2 separate regions of the Mus musculus genome follow, and region 1 is linked to region 2. A link is a loop called in an ENCODE intact Hi-C map of the cell type or tissue named here. Cell type or tissue: left cerebral cortex. All regions are shown on one strand. Each heading gives the region's core, and the rest is flanking DNA. Links, peaks and the distances in the headings are about the cores only. Region 1 has its middle 170 kb from the start of Gm46962. Region 2 has its middle 8.7 kb from the start of Gm46962.

The links. Hi-C counts contacts between places; a loop is a spot of excess contacts. Peaks named below come from ENCODE experiments on the same cell type or tissue, not always from the same donor. Only the 100,000 strongest peaks of a DNase experiment are listed, where the experiment ranks them.
Region 1: it touches region 2 in a loop (5-fold over the local background); 9 of 42 quality-filtered maps call a loop at or near these places.

Annotation. Positions count from the first base shown.
Region 1 is chr6:70,385,163-70,387,987 of GRCm38, reverse strand. It overlaps Igk and Igkv8-16. Among named protein-coding and RNA genes, the nearest start is that of Gm46962, 170 kb to the right of the region's middle. In left cerebral cortex, for the core only: no CTCF peak of the experiment used is centred there; a DNase peak (open chromatin) is centred at 1,371.
Region 2 is chr6:70,228,034-70,230,858 of GRCm38, reverse strand. It overlaps Igk. Among named protein-coding and RNA genes, the nearest start is that of Gm46962, 8.7 kb to the right of the region's middle. In left cerebral cortex, for the core only: no CTCF peak of the experiment used is centred there; a DNase peak (open chromatin) is centred at 1,201.

The DNA of each region.
Region 1 (2,825 bases), core at 176-2,675, 160 kb before region 2:
ATAACTCTCCTTAATGTCCCTGAAGTTGTGAGAAACATGATTGTCAGTTTCTGTTGGGTTTGCCTTTACTTTGGGATTAAAGCTTCTCTGATCCTAGGCTTACACTAATGTCGCCTAGGATTTTTACAGAGCTTATCTGGGCTTCTTCTTGCATCTCAGTCTCATGTTTATCTTGGAAGTTGGGGCCCAAATACCTGAGGCCCTGTTCATGTCCTCTTTATAAAAGTGGATTTGGTGATAGGAGACAATGAACAAATTATCTTCAATTTTTTTTACTTCCCTCCTACCCTTCCTCTAGCATTAGTATCTTTTATGGGCCATATTTCTTACTCTGTTTCTTTCTTGTATTCCTGTGATTTTTCTCAGCATATCTTATTGTGTTTTCTAGAATGGTTAATCTGAGACAGCTCTCCTAAAGTTTCTACAAAAGTCACCTGATTTAAATATGTCTTGGATTTTAACCTAAACTTATTAGATCCCATAGTAGATTTCTGTTGGTGATGGGGAAGCCAATCACTAATCACTTTCAGTTTTTGCTTGTGCTCTCTCTGATGGCTTTTTTTTTTTTTTTTTTTTTTTGCATGTTGGTTGACACCAGCCACTCTCACACACTGCCCAGGCATTTTTTTTTTTCATTTTATGTCTGCTTTGCATGGGTTCTGCCTGCCCAGCCCAGCCCAGCTACTCATAATGTATAAACCAGGCCTTTGGATTGTGACTGAACAGCATCAGACAGGCAGGGGAGCAATATGGTATCAGAGACCCATGTCCTCATATTTTTGCTGCTATGGGTGTCTGGTGAGAAATTTAAAGTATAATCTTTTCAGGGTCATATCTTTGTATATAAGAAATTTGTACTATGTGCCAGTGTGTAATATTTCTTCCATAGTAATGTTATGACAGTATGACATTATAAGGTCATTTAAACGACAAATTTTAACTATTATTTGAGTCTATGTTTGTGTATGTGTGCATATTCACTGTTTACTCATTATTGCAGGTGCTTGTGGGGAAATTGTGTTGACCCAGTCTATACCATCCCTGACTGTGTCAGCAGGAGAGAGGGTCACTATCAGCTGCAAATCCAATCAGAATCTTTTATGGAGTGGAAACCAAAGGTACTGTTTGGTCTGGCACCAGTGGAAACCAGGGCAAACTCCTACACCGTTGATCACCTGGACATCTGATAGGTACTCTGGAGTCCCTGATCGTTTCATAGGCAGTGGATCTGTGACAGATTTCACTCTGACCATCAGCAGTGTGCAGGCTGAAGATGTGGCAGTTTATTTCTGTCAGCAGCATTTACACATTCCTCCCACAGTGCTTCAGCCTCCTACACAAACCTCCACCTTGAGAGTCTCACCAGCTGCCTGCACCACACACAGCCCTAGCCTGCACACTTCCCCCTTTTCCCTGAGAGTTGATGTGCTTGAAAAAACAGACAAAAAATTTGCTGAGCCCAGCAAAAAATGATGTGTTCACTGCCTCTTATGACTTTTGGTATGAAAAGTCTATACACTAAAGTCTAGTAAAGAATTCAGTGTTATCTTTGTAGTCTTTCTGTAACAATTTAGCACAAACTCTGTTGTTTGAAGGTGAGGGATTTATCCTTTTTCAGTTCTGAAAATCTGGTATCAACCATAAGGTTCTATAGACTGAGGTGGTGATGTTGGCAAATTGCATTTTGGTTTGTTGTCTCCAGGCAAGGAAACTTTTTTTTTCTAGTTTCTAGGGACTTTTCTTCCTTAATTGTGTATGTATTTTTCCTGATTCCTTTCTTTTCACAAAGAAAAAAATTAATCCTTGCATTTAGTTAATCTTTATGTGGATGTGTGCCCCCTCCTCTCTCTCTGCCCCTCTCTCTCTGCATCTCCCTCTTTCTCTCTGTAGGTAAGAATGTATGCGGTGTTTTGGACAACTGAGGACAACTTGGACTTTATTGTCTCTTTTTGCCATGTGGGTTCTTGTGATAATTAGTGGACATCAAGCTAGGTGGCAAGAATCTTTGCATCCTAAGCCATCTTTCTGCAACTTAAATGTTTTTATTGATGTGCATTCATTACACATAAGTTTCATAATGTGATATCTTTCAAGTATATCATATATTTTGACCACATCCACTAAACATCAGTATTTCCATTTTCCTTTCCTGTTATCATTTTTCTTTTTATTCCCTCATCTAATTTTCTCTCTCTCTCTTTGTCTCTCTCATTCTCTGTCCATTTCTCTTCTCTATTTAAATCTCTCTATTTCATGCACGTATACACATACATACATATGTACATATACATACACATACAAATAAATACACAAATAAATATCACACACATACACACCCACGTGTCCATGTATATACAGATGCACACATGAATAGATACACACACACACACACACACACACACACACACACACACATGAACTGAACATTTAAAATATATAGGATCCACAAAGGAGTGAACATATGTTTTTCTGTTCCCCTTTTTTCTGAGTCCACATATTCCTATGAATTATTTTTATCTGTCTTCTGCTTTTATTGGATATTTTATTTATTTGCATTTCAAATGTTATCCTCTTTTCTAGTTTCTCCTCCAGAAATCCCCTATCCCATCCTTGTTACCCTTGTTTCTATGAGGTTGATCCCTCACCCACCCATCTACTCCTGCCTCCCCGCCCTGGCATTTCCCTACCCTGGAGTCTTTACAGGACCAAGGACCTTTCCTCCCATTGATGTCAAACAAGGCTACATATGTGACTGGAGCCAAAGGTCCCTCCATGTGTACTCTTTGGTCGGTGGTTTGGTCCCTAGGAGCTCTGGGGTGTTTGAC
Region 2 (2,825 bases), core at 213-2,712:
AGACCTCTTAGACATTGCAACACCGACCAGACAGCATATGAGGCCCACAACATATATATATGTATATGTATATGTATATGTATATGTATATGTATATGTATATGTATATGTATATGTATATGTATATGTATATGTATATATATATATATCAGAGGACTGCAGGGTTTGGGTTCAGTCAGAGATTATGCACCTAACCCTCAAGAGACCGGAAGCCCTAGAGAGTTTAGAGGTCTAGTGGGGGTGGGCACATCTTTGTGGAGAAAGGGGTTGGGGAGGAGGAATGAGATGGGGGAATAGTCAGAGGGTGGACCAAGAGGGAGATAAAATCTGGAGTGTAATAAAAGAAGATTAAGTAAAATTTAAAATGTATAGAAAAGAAGAGAATACTAAGCAAATGATAAACAAAAAACTACCTTTCAACCACCATCTGTAGCTCCCTACCTCTTTCTTATGTTTTCTATCTCCAGGGTTCCTTGCGGTTTCTTTTATTGTTTCTAATTCCATTTTTATGTCTTTGAGTTTTGTTCAATTTTTTCACTGGCTTGATTGTATTTTCTTGTATGTCTTTAAGGGATTTGTTTCTTCTTTAAGGGCTTCTACCTGTTTTGCCTGTATTTTGCTGTATTTCTTTTTTTTTTTTTTGCTGTATTTCTTTAATGGAGTTATTTATATCCTCTTTAAAGGCCTCTATCATCTTCATGAGATGGGATTTTAGGTCAGAATCTTGCTTTTTAGGTGTGTTAGAATATCCAGGGCTTGCTGTGGTGGGAAAATTGGGTTCTGATGCGGCTGGATTGTATTGGGTTCTGTTGTTTATGTTCTTGTGCTTGTCTCTGGTCATATGTTTTTTTCTGGTGTTAACTAGCCTGAGTGTCTCTGACTGGAGCTATGTAGAGCTCTGTGACCTGGGTTAGAGTATGCCTCCTTGGAGGCAAGCAGTGCTGTCTCTGGTTAGGGATGGCCTCCTTTGTCCTTGGTTAGAACATACCTATAGTGTTCCTGGTTAGGGTAGACCTCCTGTGTTCCTGGTTGGGGTGAACCTCCTGAGAGACAGGCAAGCTTTGGTTTCTAGGAGCAGGATCTTCACCAGTTGTAGATGGAGGGGCAGACTGGGAGAACTGTGTACTGGTTACCACAGGCCTACTTGGAGACAATCATTTTAAAGAAGATTGAAATTGCTGCTTGGCTGCATGCCATGGGGACAACATGATTCCAGTGCCAGACATCTTCAAGTAAGGAAACCAAGAGTTCTTTTTACACAACCCTGTGTAAGTTACCAAATTGCTAGAGTGTACCAGTTGCATATATGAAACAATATGCTTCAGAATTTATATAGAAAATTTATATTTGACATGCATGTATATATTGTATTTGAGCACTTAGCCTCTGTTTTCTTTTATTTTCCTTTCCAGTCTCCTGGTAAAGCCTTCTCAAAATAGCCTCTTCTAATTTGCTGACTTTTTTGTTGTTTCTTCTGAATTTAATTATGAATGCTTCATGAGTACACATTATTTCTGGAATATGATTATAGCACATAGAGAATAACCCCCTCCTTTCCCTAGCGTCCCTTGTTACCCAGATATTCTACGAAGAGTAAGAACACATGCACCCCTTCCCCTTGCTTGATGAAATGGTGATGAGTCAAATCTTGTGCAAATAACTGCGGTGGCAGTTTGCTCATATGAATAATGGCCATGTTATGTCTAGAAGATGCTATTTCACAGCATTCCCCACAATAATTGTATCTTATGTTCTTTCTGTCTCTTGTTCCGTGATTATCTCTGCTTTGTTAAAATGGGGATGGGGGAACATTCCTTTTAAGGAATTTCACAGTCACATATTTTCTGTACTTTCACTAATTCTGTACTCTGCCTTAACCAGTATCTACTGAAAGAAGTCTTCTAGGATGAATGCTAAGAATAGCACCATTCTATGGGTTTAAATATACAGATGTACAAAGCAGTTTGATGCCATCCCCATTCAGCAAGCAAGATAAAACAAATAAAAGAAAAACAAAGCAGCTAAACAAACAATGGTAGGTTTTTTCTTAGGTTTTATGACCACCCCATGCAGTCTCTTGAACAGGCTTGCAGTTCCAGGCATTATAATGAATATCATTCTGCTTATTTCTGATAATGACAAGAAAAACACCATAAAAATTCACCTGGAGCAGAACTTATAGACAGTCTTCACATTTTCTCCTCTTTGTGTGTTAATACAACACTGACTAAAATATACCCAGTGAAAACATAAACTCATGGTGACAATTGTCCCATAGGTTCTCATTGTATTAAGCATTTACCTGAAACTTACTGACAGACGTCCCAAATCAAGCAGTCTCAATGCTATGCTAACATCTATGCAAAGGCTATTTTACCTTCTTCCACAAGGCCATATGCTTTTCAGACCGTCTGCCCTTCATAATCTCGTCGCCCCATATACATGTAAAGGACTGGTCTCTGAGATTTGTGGGGGCAAAATCTCTTCTCTCAGGCATGTTCTCCAGATGCTTCTGATGAAGGCATTCTTATTCTACCATTTTTGTAGCATATATATATATATATATATATATATATATATATATATATATAGTCTAACTGAGAGTACTAACAACACTTTCATGTGAAGTTTTAGATTCTTTTTTAAAAAATATTTATTCATTAATTTTTTATACCCCATATTTTATTTTCCCCCTGCCTCTGTCCACTTTCAAACTGTTCCATGTCCCACACCACCTCCCCACCCCCTGTCTCCACATGGGTCTTCCCATACCCCATCCTACCTGATCTCTAAACTCCTTGGGCCCTCCAGTCTCTTGAGGGTTA